Linked DNA regions of Mus musculus: region 1 is linked to region 2. A link is a loop called in an ENCODE intact Hi-C map of the cell type or tissue named here. Cell type or tissue: left cerebral cortex. All regions are shown on one strand. Links, peaks and the distances in the headings refer to the core of each region. The heading gives the core; the rest is flanking DNA. Region 1 has its middle 26 kb from the start of Kcnk16. Region 2 has its middle 11 kb from the start of Gm41104.

Region 1 (15,561 bases), core at 4,438-12,437, 120 kb before region 2:
GTGCCATCACTTGTGACCATAGGAATGAGTGAAGGGACAGCAGGGTTCCTCTGCTCAGGAAGCCACTCTGAGGAAAGTGGGGCAAACTGCTCAGTCTCTTGCACTATAGCTCCCTGCCCTGAGCCTAGTCCGAAGTCCTGGATGCCAGAGGGGCTGCTGGGAAAGCAGCGAGGCCCACCATGGTTCTCTTTGGCTGCCCATCATTGCTGCAGAGGACGCTACAGAGAGCCCTGTGCTGCTTGCTTCACTATATACATGGAGAAACTGAGGCCTGGAGAGTGGCAGAGTAAGGCCCCACAGGCAAGTCAGGGCAAATCTAGGGTGGATCCCCAAATCATAAGTGTTCTAGAAATTTCCACACCTCTTTCTCAAACCTCAGCTCTCTTGTTTTTTTTAGAAATGGACTAACCTCTTTCTTGGGTGGGAAAGCTGATCCCCTACACACACACACACACACACACACACACACACACACACACACACACACCACACCACACCATTCACACACACAGTCATGGAGTATCATTGTCCCTGTCTGAAGCCAATAGCCAGGGTCACCCTAGACCCCAGCCACCAGTTCCACCCACGGTCTGCAATTGCTTTAGCTGCTCAGTGGAGTGCCTGCCAGCTGCCAACCCTTCTGCCAAAAAATGAAATCAAGCCAGGAGCTGGAGCTGGAGCTGGAGCTGCTGCCTGGGTTCAGCACTGGTTCTGCGGATCACATTTGGTACCGCAGAGGAACCAGCTAGCCACATAACCCTAGCAGTTTAAACCAGGCTGCCAGCCAGGGCCAGGGCCACTGGCCAGGTCTGATGCAGGACCAGCAGGACAGGAAGGGAATGGAGGATCGTCACGACGGGAAAGGCTGTGGGGACCTAAAAGGCAGATCCTTACCTCGCAAAGGATCCCAATTTGATGAAGGAGACGGGTCAGGCTCCCAGAAGCATATAGAGAAAAAGGAAACAATGTTACAGAGCGGGACTATCACAGGAATCAGCTAAGTCTCAGGGCAACCCCTTCTGTTTCTTTTCTGGGCCATTGCTGATGCAGTACATCTGGGCATCATGGGTAAGCACTTGATGAGCAGCTCCAGACCGTGGGAGTGTGTAGCACTCAGTGGTTTTTAGCATATATGATCCCAGAGACAGTCATGTGGAAAGGGTTCTTTTGTCACAAGGAAGAAGACACAGCGTGTGGCAGGCTGTCCTCTGAGAAGGATGTCTGAGTCGACGTGCAAGGATGATAGGAATAATCACAGGCCCAGAGCGACTGGAAATGAGGAGCTGTGGGAGCGGAGGGAACCATGGGTGCCAGAATCCAGAGAGAAAAAGAGAACAATAGAGCCCAGAAGCCGGGATGTAAGGTGGTTTCTAAATCCAAAAGGGGAGATGCCCTCTCCTTTGTCACGAGTACAGCATTCTCAGATGGCAGTCGTTGTTGCTAGGGACAGAGGCAGGACACTTTAGCAGCTCCATGGCTCTTCCCAAACTTCCTGGCTGCTACTATCCGCCCCATTTCAGCCAAAACAAAACATATAGAGCTAAGTGGGTAGAGTGTCCCCGTAGCACGCCTCAGGCTCTGGGCTTGATCCCCAGCATCTTATGACTGGGTGTGGTGGCACACACCTAAAATCCCAGCATTCAGGAGGCAGAGGTGAGGGGGGGGGGGGGATCAGGTCAACGTCATCTTCAGCTACATAGCGAGTTTGAGGATAGCCTGGGCTAGGTTAGACCATGTCTCAAAAATAATCAAATGGGTTGGAGAAACGGCTCAGTGGTTAAGATCACTTGCTGCTCTTGTGGAGGACCTAAGTTTAGTTCCCTGCACCTACCTGGTGGCTCACAGCTCACAGGTTCTAGGTGATCTGACACCCTCTTCTGACCACAAGAGCACCAGGCACACACACGGTGCACAGTCATACATGCTGTCAAACCACTCAGGGATCTCAGTTTCTGTCTGACTAACCACAGGTCATCCTCCTTTGGCCTCACCTTTTCCCAGGCAGGGATCCTCCTTGAGCGTATCCTCTGTGGTACAATAGTATTGTGTCCCTGTGGATCCTCTTCGGGATGGCCTGGCTGGCTCTGATCTTCAGGCTGATCCTGTTCCAGCTGGAGATACTGGAGGTGGAGGACATGGACGCTTGCTCACACTGCTCCAAGAGGAACTTGAAGGCCTGAACCCGGAGGCCAGGCCAAGAAGGGAAACATGGAATTCTGTTTGTAAGCTGCTGCTTTGAGAGGTCAGCATCTTCAAACTTCTGCTCAGGTTATGAACTGTGACAAGGACAACTAGCTGTACTCCACAGCCGTGGTGGGTCTTCCTTCCCAGACTTCTGATTTTAAGCAATAATTCCCATCCTTCTTTCCAGCTAGGTTCAGGTAGATGATAGATAATTCAAGTCCATCCATAGATTGCCTCCTATGTAACTTATGGGATGTGACTTTGGACATAAAGAACACCCCCTCTTACTTCTTTATTCTTGCCTTCTGCAGTGTTGATGTGCTGTCTCAAACTCTAGCAGCCATATTGCATGAGGTAGAGACCATGGTGACTGAAATTGGTTGCACAGTAACAAAAGAAGGTTGGAGTCCTGGTCACCTCGCTGTCATTGTAGCAGACAGGATCTGAGCACTGTTTGACTTGACTCATGTAAAAGCAATAAATGTCATATTTGAAACTGTGTTTGGGTGTCTATGGCACAGTAAAATCTAAATTCACAATTTTACATACATATCCAGAAACAGACTACAGAGAGAGGCAATGCCTACCCTGGGAGAGCTTGCCCAGGATTGGTGGAGGGGTTGACAGAGAGGATGGGAGGTTCCTAAACCCTCTACCCTCAGACACTACAGGGGAATCCACAGGGCTTTTGATGATTCCCAGGGCCGATCCAGTAAACAGGTATGGCAAGAACCTGGATAGCTACTGGATCCTTAAGCCACAGAGAAGCATGGGCAGACTGATGACCTGTCCCTGCCTCCCCTCTGTCCTTTGCCTTGAAGGCTCAGTTTAAACAGCCCAACTATCTACACTGTGTTCTCCCCGTGTCTCCAGTTTCCCTGCCTCTCCTCTGGCCTTGTGACCACAGCAGCACAGAGTGGGTCTCTGCAGTCCAACCATGCACATGCAGGCTCCCCAGGCCCAGGCAGTATCCTGGGTTTACCTGAGCCAGTGGGGTTCTTGGCCCTAGTGGGCTCCTGTGACTCTGCTCCCTCCATTGCTGTGATAGGGATTCTACCCTCTGTGTACCAACCCCTCAGACCTAGGGCCTCTTGGAACTGGGTCAGCGGCAGCCTTTTGACCAAGAAAGCCCAAAAGGCTGTTACACCACCCTGTTTGCGCCATCTGATCCACTCCGAGGTGGGCCAAGGCCAGACCAGAGTAAAGTCTCAGGCCCTCTTCCAGAAACCTTGGGTCTGAATAGAGGAAGCAAGGATGAGGCAGAGGTGTGCTCTCCACAAATAGGATCTGGCAATTCAATGCTCAGGAGAGTCTCTAATTGGCCTCTGTTACTTTGTCCCCCCAGCCAGGTGCCCTTGGAAGAGCCCTTTCTCCTCTCCCACCAGGACCCTGGTGCTCAGAAGTGCTTGCTTCCAGCAGGAGACAACTTAATAGGAAGGGTGTCCAAGAGAAGGCTGATGATTGGCCAGATTCTTACACTTGTGCACCAATGGGAAGAATTGTTGATGTTCAGCCCTCCAAATCTGCCTAAGTAGCCAGCACAGTAGGCCATGTCTGTATTCCCAGCATTGGGGAAGTTGAAGGCAGAAGGATCAACAATTCCAGGTTATCCTCAGCTACACTGTGAGTTTGAGGCTAGCCTGTCTCAAAAACCAAAGAGAGAGAGAGAGAGAGAGAAAGAGAGAGAGAGAGAGAGAGAGAGAGAGAGAGAGAAGAAGAAGAAGAAGAAGAAGAAGAAGAAGAAGAAGAAGAAGAAGAAGAAGAAGAAGAAGAAGAAGAAGAAGAAGAAGAAGAAAAGGAAGGAAGGAAGGAAGGAAGGAAGGAAGGAAGGATGGAAGTAAGGAAGGAAGGAAGGAAGGAAGGAAGAAACCACCACTGGGGAGGGTGCGTAGAGGGAGGCAGAGGGAGGCAGGAAAGTCAGGAGAGGCTAAGCAGAGAGGCTGAGTCTGACTTGCTGCCTGCAGGACCATCATTCTGCCTTCCTGGCAGGCTCAGATGTGGCCACCCACTGCCCACAGACAGAAAGGATGCTCCGAAGCAGGCCACTGGGGCTAGGTGTGCAGCCCACCTTCCTGGGTAGGAGCCTCAATTCTGCCCTGTCAGGCTCTGTTGCCCCAGGCAAACTTGGGAGTGATCACCAATTTCCCTCTGCAACACAGATAAGATCTCCCAGGATTGATGACTAAGTTTTGCAAAGAACTCTAAGCAATGCGTCAGCCCCTGTGAGCACGCATGCCTTCGCAGCCAGGTCGGTGGACCAAGGCAGGAGGAAGCACCGCTCTGCAGGCCCCAGCTGACGTGGCGCCTCTGCTGACCTCTTTGAAGGCCAGGGTTGATCTGAGCTCTGCCCCCAGGAGCTCCCTGCTGACACTATCCCATGCTGGCCGGGATGAGGGGCTCTGGACATCCGTGACTCATGGGGGAGCGTCCAGGCAGAGTCTAAGAACCGTGGGCCAAGTGTGCAGATGTGCCCCCAGGGACCAGCCACAGCTGCTCCAAGATGCTTCCTGCAGCCAGAGCTTGCTCTTCTGTCCCTCCAGCACTTACTGTCCTGACTACATGGCTTCCGGCATGATCCAAGCACGGGGATGCTTCCCTCTAAGATACCTTTATCATTATTTACATCTTGTCTTGCTCGGGTTTGGTTTTAAGTTTTTGAAATCAGGTCTCGTGGGATCCAGGCTGGCCTTGAACAGACTGTATAGTTAAGGCTGATTCTGGATTCCTAATTTTCCTGTCTCTATCTCCCAAGTATTAGGATAAAAATGCCCGTATGGTCGGGAGCACTGGTTTAGTCTCTGAAATTGTCTTGGAGGGACAATAGTTGCTAAGGCCATCATGAAGGTGTTACTGGGTATAGTGACACACAACTTTAATCCCAACATTTGGGAGACAGAGATAGGCAGATCTCCACGAATCTGAGGCCAGCCTGCTCTACATATTCAGGCCAGCCAGAGAGATACATAGTAAGACACTGTCTTTTTTTTTTTTTTTTTAAGTCAGCAGGATGGTTCAGTGGGTAGAGTCACTTGCCACGAGCCGGATGACCTCAGCCCAGCCCCCAGGTCCCGCGTGCTGGAAGGAGAGACCCGGCTCCCGTGAATTGTCTTCTGACTTCCACATGCATTCCACAGGACATCAGCACTGCTCCCAAACACGAATAGTCAATCAATCAATTCTAGCCAAGTCAGGCGTGGGGGCGCAGATCTGTAAGCTACTTAGGAGGCTGAAGCAGAGTGACTCCAAGTTCAAAGCCAGACTGGGCCTGAGTTCAAGGGCAGCTTAGGCAACTTGGCAAGAAGAGCCTGTCCTAAAATTAAAAGTGAGAAGAGGACTGGGGTTGTAGCTTGGCTGCAGAGTGCTTGCCTAGCATGTTCAGAGGGCAACAGTAAACACAAAACAGTCCTTTCAGGTAGTCCAGAGAGGTGTCCTTCTTGTCCTACACAGTGTCACCTATGAGAGAGGAAGTGGCTCTGAAATCTTTGCCTTTATATCTATCTCCTCACCCCAAGGAGCTCCCCACCTTACCCAGCCAATTAACATCAACCAATTGCCCCCGCCCCTGCCTCTCTCTGAAAGAAAGAAGACCTACCCATGTTCACCAGGCCTTAAGTTCATTGGGCCTCAGTCCCCTGAGCCCCCCTGCCCCTCAGTTGCCTTCTCAGGATCTTCAGCCTGGAGAAAGCAATGCTAGGAACCAGCCTCTGAAGTATTTGATCGACTCCACAGAAGCTTGTGAACTCCTAAGACTGAGCCAACTTTGTGAGACTCCCATCCCAAGGCCCCAGGGCCTTATCTCACCAGATCCCCACCCTGGGCTGCAGGCCAGGAGCTCGTTGTCCTGAAGTAGACCTGATGACCTCCACCCTCATCAGGCCACCCACAGGACTGCTTCCCACCCAGCCACACTGCTCCAGCCTCTCTCCCTGCACTTGTCCCCTGCCTTCCTTCACCCTTGGCTGGACAAAGTTCTGTCTGAGTAAAACCTTTCTTGGAGCTACAGAGAAAGCCCCAGTCTAATCCCTATACCTTACCTGGGGTCTGGTGCTGATGTCCAACCAAAGTGGAACCTGTCCCTGTTCTACCCCCAAAACTGGACATAGCATGAAGATTTGTGCTTCTCACTTTCCTAATACTAAGACCTTTTGATACCGTTCCTCATAGCCTTCATAGCCCAGTCAATTAATAATTTTTTAATAATAAAAATTTATTTTTGTGGTTACTTCATAACTGTAATTTTGCTACTGTTATGAATCATAATGTAAATATCTGATATTCAGTGTATCTAATATACAACCCCTGTGAAAGTCATTTGGCCCCTGAGGGTTGAGAACCACTGATGAAGACTCCTGTGTTCTGACTTCTCCCCATACCACCCTCTGACACATTCGTACAGTTCTTTCTTTGACAGGTGTATCTGCTCTATAGCTGCTCTATAGTTGGTCATTCGTTCACTGGCAATGGTTATTGAACAGACTGTGGCAGATACCAGAAGCTCATGTTCAGGGCTCTGTCTGTAAACTTAAGTACCCACTGAGGTCTCAGAATCTATCTCCCTGCAGACAAGAGGAGATCCATATAGCCATTCATCCCCTCCCTGAAGACTGTGCTTTGAACAGGGCCTGCTCACCCGGCTTAAGGACATAGTGTCTATCTAGGTGGTCCTTCCCCTAGTGTGATGCCTGGGTAGAGCTGGGTCTTCTTTTATCCTTCTGGCCTCAGCTTAGATGGTCCACTCTTGCCATTGCTAGAAGCTGCACCATCCTCGGAGCTCACACACACACACACACACACACACACACACACACACACACACTGGGCATTACCTTTGCATTATGCAGCTGGGGAAAGGACCAGCTGCTCCCTGCAAGGTCATGCCAGGTCCGTTACCCAGAGAGCAGAGAGCATCAGGCTACTGCAGCAGCAGGAACAGGGACTCAAGCAGGAACTAAATCCGAGGAGAGTGACACTCAGTTAACCTGACCCCAGAGCCACTCCAGTCAGCAAGATGATAGAAGCTCTGTTTGCTACAAGGCACCCACAAAATAAGTCACCCATGCTTGCATCTGACCTGTTGACGACAGTGACAAGAGGGAAGGAAAAGGTTTCCTGAAATGTCTAGTCTTATAACTTCTGGTTTCATGGAAAGGCCTAGAAGTTCAGAGGGTGATCCTCCTGCCTCCTAGCAGGAAACCACTCCAAGACCTTTGGAGCAGGAGAAAATTTGCTAAATTGTGCCTCCCAATCCTACCTGGGTTCTCTTGCAGTATCGTATCATTCAGATCTCTGTGCCTCTGGGCCAGCCACCTGTCCTTGAGGTGACCAATCATCCCAGGATTCCCGGAATCATTCTGGAAAAGCACCACACCCAAGGGTCCCCTTAGTCCTGGGAACAGTGGAACAAATGTCCTGGTCTTCCCCCACCCCACTGCCCCATGCAAGGAGCAGGTCTGTCCACAGGTCCTCACAGGGAGCAAGTATTTCATCCCAAATGGGCACGGAAGGGGACACAGAGGCTCCTAGTTCATGGAAGTGCTAGATCCAGCACCAAGAACGTTCTATAACACCTGTCTCCTCTGTTTGAACTCCCCAGTAGCTGAGAACAGAAGGGTCTAGCCCCAAGCAGCTTATCTGGGGAAAGACAGAATTAAAGAAGACTTAAAAAGACACACAACAGTGGCAAGCAGCTGGCTCCTGCAAGCAGCCAAGTCAACTACAGAGGACATTTTTGAAAGGCTGGGGAAAGCATGTCTCCTGAGGCAGCAGCCTTCAAGGAACAAGGAACAGATCTTCTCAGGGAGGGCGGGGGCACTGACTCCCAGCTCTGTGGCCTAGAGGTCTGCAAAGTACACATGAGAATGGTGGGTGCATGGTGGGCCCTGCCAGCATCAGCCTCCATCGGCCTCATCACTCATACAGGGTGCGGGAGGTGTGAGATGAGACATGATGCCTGCCTAGGTGTGGGAGGGGCCTCAAGGCAGCTGAGAAGAAGAGCACTGTCTGGGAAACCTGAGACTCAGAGTGAGGGGTGATGAAGAGTGAAGAGGCACAAACAAGGAAAAGACTTGGGGTGAGGGGAAGGAATGAGCAGGAGGAGCAGAAAGTAGGGAGGGAGGAAATGAGAAGGGAAGAAAGAGGGGAGGGAGGAAAAGAGCCTGAGGCAGGAGAAAAGGTGACAAGAAGGAATTCATCATGAGGAAACTTGTTATAAGCCAGGTGGGGTGGTGCATGCCTGAGCGCCCAGCTCTGGGAATCTGGAGATAGGAGACTCAGGATTTCGAGGTCAGCCTTGGTAACTCCGTGAGTTGGAGGCCAGCCTGGGCTACCCTGAGACCCTGTTTCAAAACTACAAAGACAAAAGGAAGGAATAGAAGAGAGGAATGGAAGGAAGAAGAGAGGGAGGGAGGGAGGGAGGGAGGAAGGGAGGGCTGGGCGTTTGACCCAGAGGTTGAAAACTTGCCCGGTAAACACAAGGCACTGGCTTCCAACTCCAACATGGCAAAAACTGAAAAATAAACATAAAAATCTCTATCCTCCAGCTAACAATGAGGGAGAGCCGGAGCTTCTCTTGTCCTAGAGGTTACAGAGGTCAGGGGAATGCTGGGTCCCACCCAGAGCAGAGGTGAGGGAGGCTTCTCAGGGCTGAGCTTTTAGGCCAGGAGCCAGAGCGTTGAAGGAAGAAGGTCTTGGGGCGGGTGCGGAGCCAGCCCGGGGCCAGGTACATCCAGCTAGCCTAGAGGGAGGAGGCCAGCAGCTAATACCGCACTGCACAAATATTGTTGTTTTGACTGCTCGTGGGATTGTGTTATTTTCCCAGGGAACCACAAGCATGGTGTGTGAGCTCATTTCAGAGCAGGGCCCAGGAGGAGAACGGTAGCCTCTGGCTTTGCCTTTCCTCTTCCTGACCAGGCACGCATACACGCGCACCGCCCCCCATGGCCACATATGTGGCAGAAGATGGCCTTGTTGGACATCAACAGGAGGAGAGGCCTTCGGGCCTGAAGGTGTTCAATGCCTCAGTGTAGAGGAATGCCAGGGTGGGAGGATGGGAGTGGGTGGGTGGAGGAGCACCCTCATAGAGGCAGGGGCAGGGGGAATGGGGTAGGGGATTTCTGAGGGGGAGACCTGGAAAGGGGAAAACATTTGAAATGTAAATAAAGAAAATATTCAAGAAAAAAAAGTTTAGAGGAGGAGAATATTGGTTTGTCATCTAAAAAAAAATGAGGCATGATGGCACATACTTGTAATATCTGTAATCAGCAGGTTGAAGTAGGAGGATCAGTCTCCAAGACTAGCCTTGGCTGCACTACAGTTTGAAGGTAGCCTGGGCTAGGTGAGAGCCTATTTCAAAGAAAGAAGGCAAACAGAAAAAGCTGTCCAATTATAAATTTCATCACTATCTGTAATGGTCCATTTTAACAGTCAACCTTATTGGATTAAGAAATACCTAGTGTTGGGCTGGTGAGATAGCTCAGTGGTTAAGAGCACCGACTGCTCTTCCGAAGGTCCTGAGTTCAAATCCCAGCAACCACATGGTGGCTCACAACCATTCGTAACAAGATCTGACGCCCTCTTCTGCTGTGTCTGAGGACAGCTACAGTGTACTTACATATAATAATTTTAGAAGAAGAAGAAGAAGAAGAAGAAGAAGAAGAAGAAGAAGAAGAAGAAGAAGAAGAAGAAGAAGAAGAAGAAGAAGAAGAAGAAGAAGAAAATACCTATTGGGCTGAAAGATGCTCAGTGGTTAAGAGGACCTGAGTTCTGTTCCTACCACTCATGTTGGATGGTTCACAACTGCTTGTAACTACAGCTTCCGGGAGACCTGACACCCTCTTCTGGATTCTGAAGGCATGACATTCATGGATACATAGCCACACAGACACCAACTTATGCATAGAGTAAAAAATAAATCATTTTAGAAAGAAATAACTTGGGGGGGGGTGTGTGTGAATCAAACACACCCTTGGGTGATTGTGGGTATTTCTAGAAACAATCCCAAGGGCTCCAGAATGATGAAAAGCTCGTCCCTTGGTGAGGTCATATGGTGTTATTGGCAGGGGCAGGGCCTTCTTAGAGGAAAGAGGTCACTGGAGACATAGTCTTGCCCTGGTCCCTCCCTGTATTTCCCTCTCTGCTTCCTGCCTGCCAAGAAGTGATTAGCCTCCCTGCCACTCTCCCAGCTGCCATGATGCTCTTCCTAAGAGCATACATGAGCTGAGGGACCCAGGTCTGATCCCACCGAAACCCTGAGCGCAGACAAACCCTTACTCCTTCCTTAGTTTGTTTCCGGCAGGTGTTTGGTCCCAGAGACAGCGCCCATGCTGTGTGAAAAGGAAAAAAAGAACCAGTGTTTTACCAGTTTATTCAGGCATGTGAACAGCCTCTGAAAATCGTCTTTAAAGGGAGAGCCCATTCCTTTTTGGACTTTTGTTCTTCCAACCTTGTTAGGACAGGGATGGTATGGTTGATATTGCAACAGTGATCTTGGATCAGGAGGCAAACCTTGTACATTAAAATGATCAAGCCAGCTGTGGTCTTACATTGACAACCCACTCTGAATGGCCTAACCAAGCTCACTGGGCAGACTGGACCCTGGGAGGTGCTGGGGACCATAGCACTTAGCCAATGGCTCCATGGCCAAAGGCGCCATAGATGAGGTGGAGTCAGGGACAGCATGAGAAGGAAGGCCTGGAGAATATGAAATCAACCAATAAACGAACCAGTCTCTGTCTTTCTTCTTTTGGCTTTTGTTTGTTTTCTGAGACAAAAATATCACTATGTAGCCCTTGGCTGGCCTGGAACTTGCTGTACACAGAGAGTCTTGCCTCAAAGACACAGAAATCCCCCAGCCTCTGCCTTTTGAGTGCTGGGATTAACTCCCCTCACCTTTTTGGACACAGGTGTGAGAACATTTTAGGTGAATCCCTTTTCTTTTCTTCTTCTCTTCCTCCCTCCTCTCTCCTCTTTCTTTCTCTCCCTTTCTCCCTCTTTCCTCCCTCACTTTTATCCCCCTCTTCCTTCCATGAGAGCATGTCTTCTCTGTGAAACTTATGGCCATAACTAGAGAAATCTAATTACTTTCACATGGGATATCTTGGCGGACATTGTTCTGAGCTTGGGGAGGGCTGGACCATTTCCCTGACTTCCTGGAGATGCTCAGGTTGATGGTGGCCTGTTTCTCTGGGATGCTTGTAGATTGTAGGTTCCAGGCTTCTGACTCAGTGCTCACACTTAGCCTTGGGGATTTGGTAAACTCCCAAGAATCCTGACAATTACAGATAAAATGTCTCCAAAGACAGGTACTGGGGCTTCTGTGTGGGGCTGAGGAGACTGGAACTCCAATTCTGGAATCAGACATGTCACCCAGGTACCTTTCTGCTCAGCTTTGGTCATTATCTGCCAATGTTCCGGCAGCCAGCTAAATCTGATGTGAGAGACACTTTTCATTTCTGATGCTGTTTTTCCCTGAGTCCCCACCACCACCACCACCACCACCAAGACTGCTGGTCTTCTGTCATGGCTCGTGATGGCTGCTTGAGCTCCAGCCATTTTGTCTGTATTCAGTAAGAGGAGGAGGAGGAGGAGGAGGAGGAGGAGGAGGAGGAGGAGGAGGAGAAGGAGAAGGAAAAGAGAAGAAGAAGAAGAAGAAGAAGAAGAAGAAGAAGAAGAGGAGGAGGAGGAGGAGGAGGAGGAGGAGGAGGAGGAGGAGGAAGAGGAAGAGGAAGAGGAAGAGGAAGAGGAAGAGGAAGAGGAAGAGGAAGAAGAAGAAGAAGAAGAAGAAGAAGAAGAAGAAGAAGAAGAAGAAGAAGAAGAAGAAGAGTATTATCGCATTCCACATCCCCCTTTAGATGCTTATATTTCAGTGATAGAACAAAATCACACTGGACTGTTTCATTGCAAGAGAAACTGGGAAATGTAGTCTTACAGTTACTTGACAAAGTAACCAGTTATAAAAGACTAAAAAGTGGAAGGCTTGAAAAAATACTAGAAGTTTCTACTATGGTGTTCAGAAACATCAGCAGACCTAGCCCAGGCCTCTGTCCTGGCACCAGCAATTACTGTGCACATGGTTGACCAAACTGCTCCATTTAAGGGCTAAAAACAGGGTTGATGTACTATGTGCCTAGCACGTGTGAAGCCCTGGGTTTCATCCCCAATATCACATAAGCCAGGCATGGGGGTCCATGCCTGTAACATTCACACTCAAGAGGTGAAGGCCGGGGTATCAGAAGTTCAAAGTCATCCTATGAGACCTTGTCTGGAAAGGGAATGGATGTACACAGACCGGTGCTATGATGTGATAGGGTCATAATCAAATGCTCCACAAAAAGGTCAGGTATCAAGTGTCGGACTGAGGTCCTGCCCCTGTGGAAATGCAGAGTGGGACATACAAAGATAGGCAGTAGACAAGTTGGGCCGGGGACAGTGCTCAGTGGGTGGGTGCTCCTTGTGAAAATGTGAAGAACTAAGTTCGATCCCCAGAACCCACATGTGGTGGCAGCACCTGTTTGTAATCACAGTGCTGAGGAAGAGGAGACAGGAAGCTCCCCGAGGCTCCCGGGCCAGCCAGTGTGGATCCTGCCTCAAAACCCAAAGAGGGAGCTGGAGAGAAGGCTTAGTGGTTAAAGCACTGGCTCCTCTTGCAGAGGGTCTAGGTTCTGCTCACAACACAAACAGGACACCTCACAGCTGGCTGTAAGTTCAGTCCCAAGCAATCCAATGCCCTCTTCTGGCCTATTCTGTCACTGCACATACATGGTAAACCACACACACACACACACACACACACACACACACATGCACACACATGCACACGCACTCAAAACCATGAATATTTTAAAAAATCTTTAAAAAGGACACAGGCAATAAGGACAACTCCTGAATAATGACACTTGGGGTTGTTCACACGTACGAGTATGCATAGGCATGTATCCACCCACACTGTATTGTCAGAATTTATAGAATGAATCCATATACATCCATATATCTACATATATTCATATATATGGATATTCATATGCACACTCACATGCGCGTGCACACACACACCACAGAGACACCTACATACACTCAGAAAGGAGTTCAGTTGTTTGGAATGGTTAGAAGGAGGCAATAGCTTAAGGAGCTGGTGTACTGGAAGTGATGAGGATGTTCTAGAATAGACTATGGAGATGTCACACTTGTCCATGAATAGACTAAAAGCCACTGGGCTGTGTCCTTACAATGATTTACTGTGTGGTTCATGGATTAGATCTCAGGACTGTCCTCAGAACTTTCTAGAAGCCTGAATGTACAACCTGCCTCTGTCTTCTCAGTCCCTGGCATGCAGTAGCCTCCTTGGACATATGCTGACCTCTTTCTCTCTGCTTTCGTCCTGGATAATTTATTACTAGTCCCTACTGACGGGAGTCTAACTGTGATTTCTTCCCTGTCCTACTGCCACCAACTAGCCCAAAACCCACTTTCTCCACCTCAAAAATACCTGATGCCCATTACTGTCCTTATGTCCTTTCTCCTCCGAGGAGCTGGGGGTGGGGTATGCTGTGGAGGTCTGAGGAGATAAAGGGCTTACTGTGTAGGCAGAGGACCTGAGTTCAGTCTCTAGCATGTATGTGAATGTTGTTTGCAGTGGCCTGTGTTTGGAAGCCCAGTGCAGAGGAGGTGGATCCCCAGGGCTTGCTGCCAGACTGTCTAGCCCACATGTCAAGTTCTAGGCCAGTGAGAGACATCTTTCTTACACACACAAAAGTGTCCAGCTCCTGAAGGACAGCTAAGGTTGTCCTATAAACACACATGCACATGTGTGTGCACATGCACACATGGAAAACATCAGACTGGATCTTTCATGCCTCTGCCAACCACCTCAGTGATTTCTCACTGCTTTTAACACATGAGCAAAGCCTAAAAGATAGCTTCTGGGTTCCTCAAGGCTGCCAGTGGCCCACCTCCACAGCCAGCCATCTTTTCCATCTCTGTCCCATCCTGCCTGTCCCCCTGAGTTATTGTCCTGTAAGGACTTCCGTGCCACCATAGACAAGCCTTGTCTTTGTACTTAGCAGTCTGGAGGTCCCAGCTCCAGCTCTCAATGCCCCTCCCTTATGATACAGGTCCCAGGTACCTCAGAGGAGGACCCTCTCAATGCCTCCACATATCCCAACCTTCCTTCAAGGCACTGTTGCTCCATGTTAGTGATTACCTGCTTAACAGGTGGATTTCCACTCAACTGAACTCAGCAAATATTTACAGAAGCGTGAGCATACAGAATGTCAGACTTGCTGGGCACTGGAGGTGAACATCTTTAATTCCAGCACTCAGGAGGCAGAAGCAGGTGGATTTCTGAGTTTGATGCTAGCCTGATCTACAGAGCAAGTTCTGTGACAGTCAGGGAATACACAGAGAAATACTGTCTCAAAACAAATAAACAAAAAAACAAACAAAAAACAAAAACAAAGCAAGAAACAAAACAACAACAGCAGCACAGAATGCCAGACTCTCCACTGCATGCTACCACCTTCTTCTGGTTCTAGACCCTAACCCACAGGGCCTCCAGTTGCTTCTGCTGCCCCCTAAAGAAAGGGACAACCCTGGTGGCAGTGTCCTAAATAATGGGGACTGTGATAGCAATGTCTCATGTCTCTCTGTTAGCCATCTCCTTTCCCGGACAGAACCCTGTGCATGTGAGTACACTGTGGAAGGACTTGAGCCTGGCCTCACTAACCATTTGCTGGCCCCCTCCTCACCACAGATTTACTGAGTCTCTCTTTGTGACAGACCTGGCTTATGCCTGAGGAGTCAGAGACCTGTGTGTGTGTGGGCACAGCCTAGGACACAGAATGGGTTTCAAGGACACAAACATGCTGCTGTAGTTCAGATGTAAATGTAGCCCATGGGCTCAGTGTTTGAATTTTCCATTCCTAGCTGGTGGTGTTGACATAGGACATTACGGAACCTTTCAGACTCAAGGCCTATCTGACTCAGGCCACTTGATTAGGGTCTTTGTAGTGTGACACTAACCCTGGGGAGATGTGAACAAGCCAATCTCAAGCCAAAGTAAGGACATGACCAAAGTCTAACTTGGTGGACAGTGAGTTTTATTGGGGTTCCTTACAGGAGTGTGGGAGAGTGAGTTAGTTACTTTCAGGAGCAGAGATCACTCAAAGTCAACTGCAATAGAAAACTCTGCCTAGCATGGGGGTGTAAGCTAAGAAAAGCTGGAACTCTCTGTGTGACTCAGCAAGCTAGTGTGTGTCTTCTAGGCAGTTTGTCCCATCTCAGCCTCTTTCAGATAGTTCCAATGATCTGAGAGGCACTCTCAGCAGTCCTTACAGCTCATATAACTTTGGAAAAGGATGGGCCTTGTACATTTTAGTTTCAGAG
Region 2 (15,561 bases), core at 3,354-11,353:
CCACCATAAAAAAAAACTATGCAGCTACTTTTGGATCAGATTTAAGGCCCACTCCACAAGATTAAACTCATACCCAACGCCATTCTCGTACTGACAACCTGTAACTAGACAGGTCATAGAACATGGTACTATTATTCTGTTGAATGAATATAAGCCAATCCCTAATGACCTATCATTATAGCAATAGATCAGTGCATCTCTCACTCAGTACTTAGCTGAGATGTGTCTATTTGCAGTAGATGTTGACTAACACAGTGACCTACAACTGGCCAAGATGCAGAGAATAAGAGTGTAGAATGTCCAGCCCTAAATGCAACATTGTATGCATTGCCTCCTCCAAAGACTCAGAGATCATTGCAAAAGGGGAGGAAAGCACAAGAGGCAGAGGTGGTGGGTTACTGCAAGAAAACTGTCTTCTAGACACAACAATGCAGATGCCCATAAGAATGCACAGTGGCTGTGTCAGCACGCACAAACCTGTGCAAGCCCAAGAACCCCAACATGGAGAAGGGAATTTGGTCATGAGCCCCACCCTTAGACAAGGAGCTATTGGCTAGTTGCTAGCGAAGGAAAGGTCAGTTTTCTCTAAGAGTGCAGCCCCTGGTAAATCGACTGTGCTCTAGTGGCCACATATATGAGTGTGCTTGGGTAGCACACAGTGACATTGATGGGAACAAAAAGACAGAAATTGGGGGAGAGGTTAAGGGGTGGATCTGGGAAGACGTGGCTGAGGGAGATTAAGTATGAACAAAACTTTTTGTGAGAAATTCTCAAAGAGCAATTAAAATATTTAAACAAAAGAAAGCAGAGTTGGGGCTGTTGAGACGGCGATGAAAAGGTGCTAGTTGGCAAGCCTTAAGACTCATTCAATTCAACTCGCAGGACCTACATAGTAGTAGGAGAAAGCTGACCCTTACAAGCTGCTAACTGACACACACACACACACACACACACACCCTAAACACTGGCACACAAAATAAGTTACAATGTAATAAAAAATACAAATGAAGTAAAATAGATACAAAACCACAAAGAGGTAGCCCCATTCTATCCCTAATATACACACCCTTGGATTCTTTAGCCGATATAGTAAGATGTTAATTTATGGGTAGATCTTAATTCAGTGTTTATATTATTATTAATATGGATATTACAAAAAACCTGGAGTTACACCCTCTTCCTCCCTTCTCCCAGGACATTTTCTTCTCCCTGCCTTTTCTGTTTGCTAGGATCTGTATGTTCCTACCACTCATTCACTCCCCGTGTCCTGATGCAGTTGGTTGTAAAGCTCTTAAAATGGTTATCTATCAGTCCCGTTCATTTTTTCCATATAAACATCTCTTCTAGCCTCTATGATCTTTCTGCTCTCAGCTGGATATTTCTCTCTGGGTTTGTTTTGTACCTAACTGCCCTAGAACATCCCTTCACCATTAACTGGGAATTCTCTTTGTCTCTTTCTCCCATTATAGCCTGTTTTCAGAACCCAATGCTTCTTGTCTTTCTTCCTTCCTAGTTTGATGGGGTACTCTCTGAAACAGTTCTCTGAACAATGATGTAGGGAGGTAAAATTAATTTTTAATTACATTGTGTGTGTGTGTGTGTGCCTGTATGTAGGCTTCAGTTGGAGTTACAGGTGATTGGAGCCACCTGACATGGGTGCTGTGAATTGAATGAACTTGAATCCTCCGGAAAGTCAATTAAGTTCTCTTAAATATTGACCCATTTCTCTATCCCTAAGATTTATTTTACTTTGTGTGTGTGTGTGTGTGTGTGTGTGTGTGTGTGTGTGTGTGTGTGTGTGTGTCTAGGTCTGTTTATGTATGAGTTCAAAGTGACATTGATGCCCAGAAAAGTGTGTCATAGCCCCTGTTGCTTGTGGTATAAGTGCTGGACACTGAACTTGAATCCTTTGAAAGAGCAGTAAGGGCCCTTAAACCTTTGAGCTATATCTCCAGTTCTTTATCCTAAATCTTTGTGTTAGTTTAGCTGAGTATCTAAATGCCCTGGAAACTTTTTTCTCTCAGATTTCTGAGACCTTTTCCCTTTGTTTTTCAGCTTCTGTTGTAGTTGTGAAGTTCAGAGACACTGTTAGTCCTGGGTTTCAAATGTGCTGCCCCCTCCAAATTTCTTTCTTTGCTGTGCTTTAATTAGCATATTTTCCATTCAGAAGCTTACACCTGTCACTCCTTTCTGCATTTATTAAGCCTCAGCTTTTTGAGCAGGCTACTTAAATAGTTCCTCCAGTTTCAAATTTTGTTTCTCAATCCTCCTAATTGAAAAGAAAAAAAAAACGACCTTATTTTCATTTTATCATTTTCTTCTAATTTATTTAAAGGAATCGTAAATGCACATAATTTTTTCTTAAAAAGTGGCACACTTAATGAATGTCCTTTTCTCTCCATTTAGGTCAGCCCTATTCTGTGGAAACATATGAGCCATTTATGCAAGCTTCCTATTATGTTTTTTTTCCCAGTTGTCAAATTATTTATTTGAATGTCTAAAATAAAACTTTTTTAACTGGACATTTTATTTATTTACATTTCAAGTGTTATCCCTTTCCCAGTTTCCTCTTTGCAATCCCCCTAACCCATTCCCCCTCACTCAGCTTCTATGAGGGTGCTCCCCTAGCCACCCACCCACTCCTGCCTCACTGCCCTAGCATTCCTCTACACTGGGGCATCAAGGCTTCATAGGACCAAGGACCTTCTCTCCCATTGATGTCAGATAAGGTCTCTTCAGCTCCTTCGGTCCTTTCCCTAACTCCTCCATTGGGGTCCCTGTGCTCATTCCTATGGTTGGCTATGAGCATCCACATCTGTATTGGTCAGGATCTGGCAGAGCCTCTCAGCAGACAGCTGTATCTGGCTCCTGTCAGCAAGTACTTCTTGGCATCATAATAGTGTCTGGGTTTGGTGTCTGCATGTGGGATGGATCCCCATGTAGGGCAGTCTCTGGATGGCCTTTCCTTCAGTCTCTGTTCCACTCTTTGTTCCTGTATTTCCTTTAGACAGGAGCAATTCTGGGTTAAAATTTTGGAGATGGGTGGTTGGCACTATCCCTCAACCTGGGGGCCATTCCTAATCTCTGGATATGGTCTCGACAGGTTCTCCCTCCCCTTTGTGAGGTATTTCAATTAATGTCATCCCCATGAGGTCCTGGGAGGCTCTTGCTTTTCCCCATCCGGGACTTTCTGGTTGTTACCCCAGTCCCCCATCCCCCATTGCTTCACACCTCTGTTCTTTTTCCTGACCCTCTGTACATCTCCTCCATCTCCTCCCATATCTGATTCTTCCCCTCTTTTTCCCCTTCCCCTTCTCTTCCTCCCAAGTCCTGTCCACCCTCTACTTCCCTTGATTTCTTTTTTGTTCTCCCTTCTAAGTAGGAGTGAAGCATCCGCTCTTTGATCTTCCTCTTGAGCTTCATGTGGTCCGTGAGTTGTATCGAGGGTATTCCACTTATCAGTGAGTAGATACCATGTGTGGTCTTTTGTGACTGAGTTACCTCACTCAGGAAGATATTTTCTTGATCCATCCATTTGCCTGCAAATTTCATGAAGCCATTGTTTTCAATAGCTGAACAGTACTTCATTGTGTAAATGTACCACATTTTCTATATCTATTCCTCTGTTGAGGAACATTTGGGTTGTTTCTAGCTTCTGGCTATTATAAATATGGCTGCTATGAACATAGTGGAGCATGTGTCCTTATTACACATTGGAGCATCTTCTGGGCATATGTCCTGGAGTGGTATAGCTGGATCCTCAGGTAGTACTTTGTCCGATTTCCTGAGGAACCACCAAACTGATTTCCAGAAGTGTTATACCAGCTTGCAATCCCACCAGCAATGGAGGAGTGTTCCTCTTTCTCTACATCCTCACCAGCATCTGCGGTCACCTGAGTTTTTGATTTTAGCCATTCTGACTGGTGTAAGGTAGAATCTCAGGGTCGTTTTTTGATTTGCATTTCCCTGACGACTAAGGATGTTGAACATTTCTTTAGGTGCTTCTCAGCCATTCGAGTTTCCTCAGTTGAGAATTTTCTGTTTAGCTCTGTTCCCTATTTTTTATAGGGTTATTTGGTTCTCTGAAGTCTAACTTCTTGAGTTCTTTGAATATATTGGATATTAGCCCTCTATCAGACTTAGGATTGGTAAAGATCTTTTTCCAATCTGTTGGCTGCCATTTTGTCCTATTGACAGTGTCCTTTGCCTTACCGAAGCTTTGCAGTTTTATGAGGTCGCATTTGTCGATTCTTGATCTTAGAGCATAAATCTGTTCTGTTCAGGAAATTTCCCCTGTGCCCATGTGTTTGAAGCTTTTCCCCACTTTCTCTTCTATTAGATTCATTGTGTCTGGTTTTATGTGGAGTTCCTTGATTCACTTGGACTTGAGCTTTGTATAGGGAGATAAGAATGCATTGATGTGCATTCTTCTACATTTCGACCACCAGTTGAACCAGCACTACTTGTTGAAAATGCTATCTTTTTTTCCACTGGATGGTTTTAGTTCCTTTTGTCAAAGTCGTATTATGTTTTGATGGAAGTTGAGTTTGGGACTTCTTGCATTCTAGGCAAAAGTGCTACCAATCAGCCACACCCTGGTCCTTAGTTAAAAAATTCTGGGGGGCTGGAGAGATGGCTCATCGGTTAAGAGCACTGATTGCTCTTCCAGATGTCCTGAGTTCAATTTCCAGCAACCACATGATGGTTCACAACCATCTGTAATGGGATCCAATGCCCTCTTCTGGTGTGTCTGAAGACAGCAACAGTATAATCACATAAATGAAATAAATAAATCTTTAAAAAAAATTCTGGGGAGCTGGAGAGATGGCTCTGTAGTTAAGAGCACTTGTAGCTCAGCCAGATTAAATCCCCAGCTCCCATATGGCAGTTCACAGTTTCAGGGGATCCAACACCCTCTTGCAGATATATGCACCAATAGGCAAAACACCAATGCACATTAAAAAAAAATTAGTTGCTGTATGAGATAAATGGAAACAGATTAAATTAACCGTAAAGGACTGGGGAGACCAGTCTGACCTCAAAATCACAGAGTGTTCCAATGCATCCAGGTGTAAGTACACCCTGAAAGTCCCCCTGCACCTCCCCCCCAAATCCTTCAGTTTGCAGATCCTAACACTAAGGACACCCTACTACATAACGATACGATTGTTGCCACACCTGTAAAAATTCATAACTAATATCTTTAACACCCTTCCTCTATTCAACATCCCCTAGCGGTGTCTGCAGGATCTTACCTGGCCTCATTTGGTTGGGCAGGTACCTTGGTCTTTATTAAATCTATTGTAACCTTGCTATTGTTTCTTTGCTTTATCTATTAATCACACAGAAATAAAGTTTAACATTTCTTCTGAAGTTTTATTTTATGTGTATAGGTGTTTTGCTTGCATATATCCACTTGTGTGCCCAGTGCCTTCAGAGGCCAGAAGAGGGCACTGGATGCCCTAGAACTGGAGTTAATAGGTGGTTGTGTGTGCCATGTGAGTGTTGGGAACTGAACCTGGGTTCTCTTCAAGAGAAATAAGTGCTCTTCACTGCTGAGCCATCTCTCTAGCCCCTAATAAAATATTGCTTTTAGCGAAAAAGGGAGAGAGAGGGGGTACACTTTTAGGTTGGGGAAGTAGCTCAATGTAGAGGGATACCCTAGCTTGTGCAACGCTTTGGGCTCTATCCCCAGCACCTCATTAAAAACAGAAAATTAAAAACATGTTTCTCTGAGGTGTGCATCACAGCTATGAAATTCTACACCCCCTACAATTTCAATTTTGCCTGGTGGGCGTGGCTTGTGGTCTCGAAGGGTCTCAGGAGAAAACAGCCACTTCCTCTTCAGTAACAGCTGGCCTCTGTAGCAGGCAGGAAGCTTGGAGAGATGTTGTGGAGGCCCCACACTCATTCCTTTCTACCCAGCAAAGTGCCGCACCAGGAGAGTTGGGAGAAGCCCGGGATGGGGGTGGGGTGGGGTGGGACCTGGCATGCTAATGTCTATTTTAGGACTGACTCTTTCAAAGCTACTGTTGTTACTTAGCTGCTAAAGGAGTGGGCATTCCAGAGTCTTGATTTTGTCCCCAACACTAGAATTCTGAGATGGCCTCTGTTGCCCAGGCTAGCCAGTGCTAGCTCATCGATTCTCCCAATGGCTGTACAATCATCGGGGGCTGAGTACATGATACTGTGTCCCCGGACCCCAGGTATGGATTCCCGTGAGTCCCTCCCGTGATGATATCTGCTGCCTTGGGGCTAGAGTAGGCACTACTGTCATGTGGTAGGAAGAGGGCCCAGAACAGTCCCTTATAAGAGAGAGTCCCCAGCCCCAAGTGTCAATAGCGAGCAGATTGAGAAATGTTGCTCTCCTGTAACCCCTGGTTCACCCACATCCCTAATCCTCAGAGATAACCAGAGTGGAGAACAGAGGCTCCGAATGGAACCACTGCGTGCAGCCTCGGGTAGCAACCCAGACAGTGGGCGGACCACAGCCTCCGCAATCGGCGGCTGTTGGTTTTGGCCTTTGCAAGATCAGACTATCCGGTGGGAAAGAGTTCCCAAGCCACTTCAGCTACTGCTGTTAACTGTTCACCTGACTGGCCTTGGTTCAGGGAATGAGTACACAGCCGGCCCTCCACCCACCTTACACTTGCCTCTCCCACTGTGAGGGAACAGAGGAGCCGCAGAAGGAGAGAACTCCAACAGTGTGAGTGGGAACACGCTTCAGTCCTTAGCCAGGAAGCTTCCGGAACTCAGTATGGAGCGCAGGAGAGAAAGCCAGTGCCAGGCTTGTCTTCCATCACTGCAACCCTGTATTACCAAGACCTCTACAGGCCGAGTCCACTTCCTGAGGTCAGCAGGACTAGGGTAGACAGGAGCGCCTGGCTCTGATGAAGTTGGTGAAGGAAGCCAGAGCAGCCCAAGGCCAAGGAAGGGACTATGGAGAGACCCGGCTCCAACTCTACTTTCAGACCTTGAGTCACCCCATGTGGCAGAAACTACCTTTTGCTCCCCAAGTAGCCAAGATTCCCCCCTTTTGCTTCAGTACTGGGGGTGGAAGGCAAGGCGTTACACATGCTAAGCCAGCACTCTACCATTGAGCTATGTGTACCCAACCCCTCAAGCTCCTTTTCTTAGATAATAATAATAATAATAATAATAATAATTGAATTTTAAGTTACATTTCCCAGGCTCTCTTGCAGCTAGGTATGACCACATGAGGCCATTTTGGCCAATGGGATAGGAATGGTAGTGACATGTACACCTTATGGATTATGTCTTTAGAGAGAAAGGGTACAAGTGTGATGGCAAGAGCTTGGACTGTAGGAAACAGAAGCTTTGTGTTATGACATCAGCACAAATTAGAAGGTCCCTGGCTCCTCCACTGAGTTGTCTTGCAACCACCCAACAGCTCAGACTTTCACATGAGAGTTAAATGAGGTGCTCTCCTCCTAAACCTCTATGTACCAGTACGTACCAGTTGCTTTTCCTGTTACTATGACAAATGCCTGAAAAAAGTCACCTAAGGATAGAAGAGAATTATTTTGGCTTGTGGTTTGAAGGAGAATCATCTATCATGGCTGGAAGGCATGTGGAACTGATCACAGCATCCATGGTGAGAGAGCAGAGAGATGAATGTGAGTACCCAGCTCACTCTCTCCTTTTTATTTAGTCTGGGAGCCTAGGCAGGAGGATGGTCCTGCCCATGTTCAGGGCTGTCTCATTTACACCTCTCTGAGAATGTTCACAGTCCACCAAGATGTGAGGAGATGAGAAGCCCTATTCTACACTCCCGCCATCACAGAGCCTTCTGCCACCATGTCTTCCCCTCCATGATAGACTGTATTCCCACAAACCATAAGCCAAAATAAGACCCTTCCTCCTTTCTTGTCAGGTATTTGTTTACAGCAATGAGAAAAGCAACTAATGCATCCACTAAACCAAACTTTCCAGTGGCCAGCAAGGGCCTCGGATTGTCTTTATCTAGAACATTCTATCCACAACCTTTCTGAGCTTGGTCCCTAGCTGGGGCTCCAGAGCCTGGCCCTTAGTTTAGGGAAACGGTGTTTTGTTCCTTCAGCCTCCCAGGACACTATCTGAGACCCAGGTCTCACCTGTCCAACTGACATTCCACACCACACCCTGGCAACTGAATCCAGGGCACCTCTCCCCAGGACCACTCTTCCTCCCCAGGCTAGCTCTCCATCTGGTGACAGTGGCAGCTAGAACACTTTTGGATCAGAGCCATGTTTTAAGTAAGTGCTTTTCCAGGTTAATTAACTTTAAAATATAAAATCTCAGTCTCTCTATTATAAAATATTATATATATCACATATATATTGTATAATATATAATATATAAGGAGAGACTGAGACTTTGCATTTACCATATACAGTATATTATTTACTATATATAAATGTATATTTAATACACATACAAAGATTATATCAGAAATGTCTGCTCCCAGACTACAGAAAAATGAATGTAGGCTTTAGGCTTTTGTACAGCAGAGTCCTTCTGGTTGTATGGTGCTGTGTGTGTGTGTGAGTGTGTGTGTGTGTGTATGTGTGTGATCATAGGTCCTTGATGTGGATGTCAACGTAGGCCCTTGTGTCTCCTGAGAATTCTTCAGTGCTCTGAGTGGTCATCTAGCTCTAGAAGGAGAAGGAGGAGGAGGAAGAGGAGGAGGAGGAAGAGGGGGAGAAGGAGGAGGAAGAGGGGGAGGAGGAGGAGGAGGAGGAGGAGGAGGGGGAGAAGGAGAAAAAGAAGAAGAAGGAGGAGGAGAAGGAGGAGGAGGAGGAGGAGGAAGAGGGGGAGAAGGAGGAGGAGGAGGAGGAGCAGGAGGAGGAGGAGGAGCAGGAGGAGGAGGGGGAGGAGGAGGAGGAGGGGGAGGAGGAGGAGGAGAAGGAGCAGGAGGAGGAGGAGGAGGAGCAGGAGGAGGAGGAGGAGGAGGAGGAGAAGGAGAAGGAGCAGGAGGAGCAGGAGGAGCAGGAGGAGAAGGAGAAGGAGGAGCAGGAGGAGGAAGAGGGGGAGAAGGAGAAGGAGAAGGAGGAGGAGGAGGAGGAGGAGGAGGAGGAGGAGGAGGAGGAGGAGAAGGAGAAGGAGAAGGAGAAGGAGAAGGAGAAGGAGAAGGAGAAGGAGAAGGAGAAGGAGAAGGAGAAGGAGAAGGTAGCAGAAACCTCATCCCTCTCTCTTCCTTTCTCCCAGGTCTCCCTCACTGAATAAGCACCTGGCTGGCCCCTCAGATGTGTAGAGTAGCCCCAGGGCTCACACACTTCCTCTTGTTCCCTCAGGCTTAGGACTGGCCAGACCTGCACAGGAAGTCTGGCCTAACCGTAATCCAGGCATGGGAAAAGCCAAGGCAAGAGGCTCCCAGCCAATGGACAGGCCAGAGCTACCTGCGCCACAGTTACAGTATGACTCTTAATCACTTGGCCCCACGTCCGTGGCTGGTGAGAACAATGCAAGCAGGTCTCCCAAGCAAAGCCAGACCCACACCATTGACTTCCCAGGAAGGTGGGGTGGCTCTACTATCATCAGCACCCAGTTCTCTTCTTTGACAGGCTCGCCTGCAACAGAGTGGAGAACTGTGGCCCAGAAGTCCTCATGGCACAAGCTAAGCTGGCCAGTCAGGGCAAGGCAGCTCTGCAAGCACAAGATAACTGTCACTTACTGGGGACAAGTGCTCCTGCCACTCTGAACTTCTATGGTTACACGTGTTTGGTTCCCTGGACTGCAGGGAAGAAGTTGGCACCCTGGAGTTGTCTCTTTCCTTCACGTCTCACTGCATAGGGTAAATTCCAGAACACAGCCTCTGATTTCTATGGTTACCAACAGTTGGTGTCCCTTTTCCTGAGACAGGAAGTGACTAGGTTCATGCAAGTTTAAATGTTTAAAAGTTTAAAAGTTTGAAATGGGATCGGAACCACATTTGGGGTCCCCTCATGCTCATAGTCTCTCTCTCTCTCTCTCTCTCTCTCTCTCTCTCTCTCTCTCTCTATATATATATATATATATATATGTATGTATATGTATATATGCATATATATGTATATGTGTGTATATATATAATTTAACTTTATTTTACATGCATGATTTTGCCTGCTTTCACATTGTATGACAGTGTCAGATCCCCTGGAGCCAGAGTTGTGAGCTGCCATGTTGTTGCTGGGAACTGAACCCCTGTACTCTGGAAGAGCAGCCAGTGCTCTTAACCATTGAGCCATCTCTCCAGCCTCCATGCTCAGGCTCTTGACCTCCCCTGCACAGAGGGCCAGCCAAGGGCGATTTGCAAATTCCTGAATGACACCTAGCTCTCCCTGCTCCCTGCTTCTCAGTCTAGCCTCCCTGTGGGTGGTTAGACATCCGGCTGGTCAGCTCTGGTTCTCCTAAGTCACCGTCACGGGTCCCTCCAGTGTCTGCAGCCTACACGCATGCTCCCTTCTAGCCTTGTTTTCCTTAGCAGCCAGGCCAAGAATCAGAGCCTGTGAGTCCGGGAGGAAATGACTGCAAGGCGGAGCTTGCACGCCATCCCTCTTTCTGCAGACCAGACTATAGACCAGAACCAGTTCCTGAGGGTTGCCAGCTCCCAGAGGCAGAGAGGGTGCACTTCAGTTCAAAGCCCCTGAGTTCAATTAAGGACTGGAGCCTCACCCTCAGCAATATGAGTTCAAGGCTTTACCGACTCTGATTTACTGCCAAGTCAGGCTCTCCAGAGTTCTTGGAACTGGGAGTCTGCGCCCTTTGGCACTAATTAAGACTAAGATATTAGTGCATCATCGACACATAGATGCTTTTCTTTTAGCCAGGCCTGGTGACATCCACCAGTGATCCCAGCACCTGGGAAGCCCGGACAGGAGGGTTTGAAGGTCCAAGATCAACACCCTGTTTCAAAATGGAAAATGAAGAAAAGGGATCTGGGGAGGCAGCTTGGTGTGTGTGAGGTCTGACTTGTAATCCCTAGGAAGGGAAAGGACGGAAAAACAAAAGAGAGACTTTTGGGTGTGGATGTGTAGATGTTTCCATTTCTGTCAGTGCATATGCTTGGGAGGACAAGACAGACAGACAGACTGAGACAGAAAGGCAGAGGGCAAGGTTAAGGACACAGCAGGGCACCCTGCAGAGACCCACAGAAATAAGACATCTATCTTCTTTGCCCCAAACTGTCTGCCCTGCCCTTTGAACAGAGGTCCCCAATGACGGGTCATGTCTCCCACAGACTGGGGCTCTCTAAGGATCTGCCCCTCCTGGGAATGAGGCCTATTTAAGCCGTAGCACTCAGAGTACATCCCTTCCACGGGTGTGTGATGAGCCCTCTTTCCCATGTTTTCTGCAGCATCCCTGCCAATGCCTGGGGAATAGTCCCGATGTTTTGCCCTGAAGTGTAAAGTTGAGCCCAGGGATAAACTTGAATTCTGCGAGTCCTCAGGGAGCAGCCCATTCTTTCCCAGTTATCTTTCCCTTTAGGGATGTAAGGGACAATCTCAGGAACTGCTCACTCTGCTTGGTTTTGGAGCCAGGAGGGCACCAACTAGGCTAGGCCATCTTTACCTTCCCAGTGTTGGGATTACAAGCCTGTACCACTGAGCTAAGCTATTTTGTGCATAGCCTTAGAAATGAAACATAATAGCTTTACCAACTGAGCCATCTCCCCAGCCTCTCTGCTGCTATGCTTTCAACAGCTACATGTTTTTTTTTTCTACTCATCTCTCACTGACTTCTCACACCCAAGGAGGGTCACGTGGGGAGCTCAGGAAACCCCGAAGTGTGTAGCCAGGCAAATCTCCGACATTGGTCTCAGATTTTCACCCACGATAGGAGTAGTTCAAAGATTGCCCCCATTCCCAAGCAGCGGAGCTCTTTCTTCAAAGAGGTTTGTCTTTCCCAAGACAATGCCTCTCTGTGTAGCCCAGGTTGGCCTTGAGCTCAAGATTCCCCTGCGTCATCCACCGTGTGCTATCTTCAAAGGAAACCTAAAATAGCTCAAAATAATCAGGCAAGGTGAAGAAGTCTTGTAGCCCCAGTACGTGGAGAAGCTGAAGCAGATCGGCCATTAAAAGTTCAAGGGCAGCCTGGTCTACACAGTTAGTTCTAGGCTATAGAGCAAAGACCGTTTTCAAAGAAGGAAGGGGAGGGCAGGAGCGGGGAGAAAAAGTGGAGCGGGGAGAGGAAAAGGGGGAGAGGAAGAAACTGCTAGCATCTGAGCGTGGGGATGTGCTCTAAAGAGGAGAGAGGACTGGTGCCCAGTTTGTCCTCTCGAAGGTTCTTGATGTTCCCTGGAGCCCAGTGAGCAACCTCACAGGGCCTGTTCTCTTCTGCTTTAGATTTTAAGCTCCCAGGATGGGACAGTGGTGGATGGGAGGCTCTCCGTGCTCGCAGTGCCCGGGAACAGAGAGAGCATGGTCCAGGTGAATGGAGGGAGGGGCGGGAACCAGAGATTTTGAGTTGTGCTAAATGTGCTAAATGTGATATTTGAGGGCCATGGGCTACTCCTCCAGTAATCAAGCCTAGTTCGGGAAACTAAGGAAAGACTACATTGCGTCAGTCATGTGTCAAAGGCTGAGGCGCCTATGAGACTGGGAAGGGACCTTGGAGGTTGGGAGCTCTAGGAAATTTTCCCTGAAGCTGAGTCTCCAAGATCACTTAAATAGACCTCAAGCCAGGCAGCGGTATATCATCACGGGGCGCCACTGCCCCCTTGTGGTCACATCCTCTGCGAAGCACAGGTTCCTGCCCCTCCCTGGGTTGGTACTATAGCTGGGGCCAGAACTGGAGAACTTGGGATATTTCTGTCCCTGACTTGGTTATCCACTTGTGATCTAGAGAGTAGGGTTTGAACACTGTGGCCTCTGATAAGCTGTGTGTCCTGGCTATGTTGCATACACCCTCTCTGAGCTTCTCCATCTTGTCCTACCAGCTTTCCAGGTGTGCTGCCCTGAGAAATCCCAGAGCTCCCGTTGTATGCACCCTGGTGGGAATACCCTTACCCAAGGGAACAGACTGGGGTGGGGCTGAAAGGCTGCATCCGGGGAAAGCAGAGCTAAGAAGTTTGAGGGAGACATTCAGAGAAAGGAGAGTGGGTGAGAGGATATGGTGGAGTGGAGAGAACCACAGCAGCCCTTGGATTCCATTAGCTCATTCTCCCACTGACCCTGTGACCCCAGCCTACCTCATCCTGTTTATCAACAGGGCAGAGTGCATGTTAACCGCTAACACCCTTCTCCTGAGTAGGTGTTCCTGCTGGCCTTGGCTGGTCCTGTCAGGTCCTAACAGATCCTTGCTAACCCATCCTGCCCTTTCTGGATCTTTCTTGGTGGACTCTTCTTCCCTGGAACCATTGCTGGCTTCTGTCTGGCTACACAGCCAAGTTCAAATGTTTTGTTCAGCACACAAGGGCCCTTAAGTCAGGTTCCTCCCTATCTGTGCCCCCTCTGCATTTCCTTTGCCTTTGTAACACATCCTTTAGGGTCACACTGGGAGTACACACTCCCTCACGAGGCCTCGAAGCTTCCTCCCATGATGTGCAGCCACCCATTCCTTCTGCTGAGCGTGTCCTCCCCATCTCCATCCTGAGTGTTCACATCTGGCTCACTGGAGTGGTTCCTGTTAATCACTGGGGATTTTTACCATGGATGCCCTTGCTGTGGGTACACAGATCACATGTCCTTCAGGACAGTCCACGTTCACCAGTATCCAGAGCAATACATAATTGACAAGGCTAAGAACCAGGTCACTAGAACCTGGGAAATCAGAGAAGAGATATGCGTGACTTCTTTTAAGTCCTAGGCCTAAATTCTTCATGTATGAAGTCTTTATTTGCCAACAACCTGAAGAGGTGTGTGTGTGTGTGTGTGTGTGTGTGTGTGTGTGTGTGAGAGAGAGAGAGAGAGAAAGAGTGTGTGCACAAGAGAGAGACAGAGACACAGATATATAGTGTGTGTATGTACAAGAGAGAGGCACACACACAGAGTGTATGTGCACAAGAGAGAGACAGATGCAGAGATATAGTGTGTGTGTGTGTGTGTGATGTGTTTATTCAGGCTCTGTAAGGGAAGCATGGAACATTCAGGGATTCTAACTCTTATGGAAAGATGGTTTTCTCTCCTTGGTGCCTATCTTATTCTGATGAACATGAGAAAAGAGACTAGGATTATCTAAGAGTTCAAAAGACCTAGGGAAAACACTGGCATAGCTCACACAGGTCTTAGGGAATTAAAATTACCTGTGCTCATTACCTGTCTCTGTAGAACAGAGCAGTTGAGAGTTAAAGGAATGAAAACTCAGCCTCTTGATGGCTTTTTTTTTTTTTTTTTTTTTTTTTTTTTTTGCTGAAGGAAGAAAAGGACTGGAAAGCAAATATCCACAGCCTTCTTTAAATTCATATCCCCAGAATCTAGACCAGAAGCAGGCACTTGGAAAGCATTTGGTTCTATGCAATTACAACTGAGTTATTGAAAAAGTTTAGTGGAAAATTTGGTTTGACTTTGGAACCCATTAATTTGCAACATTGCCACCTTGTGGCATTACTAATAAATTACAGGCTAAGGCTAACAGGAAGTGTTCGCTACAGAGCCATTTTCCTGTCAGGCTCTTCTCCTTTACTCTAAGGCAGAAGTTCTCAGTCTGCGCCCCAGGGGTCACCTAAGACCATTGGAAAACACGGTATTACACTGCAATTCATAACAGTAGCAAAATTACAGTTACAAAGTAGCAAACAAAAATACTTTTATGACTGGGGGAGGGGGTCACCACAGCATGAGGAACTGTATTAAAGGGTCATAGCATTAGAAAGGTTGAAAACCACTGCTCCAAGGTCTTAGGAGGTAGCCTAAGGTGGGTCACTTCCAAGCATCTCCATAGAGGTGTGCTACCCCTTTAAAACCCAAATCGGGTAATGTTAGGGGTTATCACTTAAGCTTCTAGAGCTCTCTCCAAAAATGGCTTCAATTCCCAACTTTAGGGCCCAGAGTGTTCAACTTGGGTGTCCTACCAGCTTGAAGGGTTGTTTGCCAAAATATATGAACAGCTACAAATGTGTGTCCCTTCTGCGGAGCCATCCAGTCTTTGACTAGATCCCGAAAGATGTCTGACTCTAAGAGATTACAAAAATTCCTGTTCTGAAATGACATAGACCAAAGCTCATCAAAAGGATGGGAGGGCGTGTTTAGTCTAAAGAACTGCTACATAGACATAACAGAGATTACGCAAGACTCCCCGAGAGGGTAAAGCCTGGAGGAGTCTATTTTCTTTGCTTTCTTGTACTTAAAATGTATTTTACTTTTCTGATTGACTGTGTATGAGTGTGCATGTGTGCATGTGTGTGTATATGAGTGTGTTTGTGTCTGTGAGTGTGTGTGTATGAGTGTGTGTGTTTGTGTGAGTTGTCTCAGAGCGCACGTATGGAGGCCAGAAGACAACTCTTAGGAGTTGGTTATCTTTCCATATCGTGTGGGTCTCTATAGTTGAACTCATGTCATGAAGGTTGGCGGCAAACACCTTTATTAGAAAAGTCACCTCTGAGCATAGGTAGGCCTGCTTCCCTACTCTTGATGCTTACCCGCC

What was found. Peaks named below come from ENCODE experiments on the same cell type or tissue, not always from the same donor. Only the 100,000 strongest peaks of a DNase experiment are listed, where the experiment ranks them.
Region 1: a loop joins it to region 2, with 2.9 times the contacts of the local background. A loop is called at or near these places in 26 of 42 quality-filtered maps.

What each region holds. Positions count from the first base shown.
Region 1 is chr14:20,235,966-20,251,526 of GRCm38, reverse strand. It overlaps the pseudogene Gm2048. Among named protein-coding and RNA genes, the nearest start is that of Kcnk16, 26 kb to the left of the region's middle. In left cerebral cortex, for the core only: no CTCF peak of the experiment used is centred there; a DNase peak (open chromatin) is centred at 8,077.
Region 2 is chr14:20,111,337-20,126,897 of GRCm38, reverse strand. No RefSeq gene overlaps it. Among named protein-coding and RNA genes, the nearest start is that of Gm41104, 11 kb to the left of the region's middle. In left cerebral cortex, for the core only: no CTCF peak of the experiment used is centred there; a DNase peak (open chromatin) is centred at 6,639.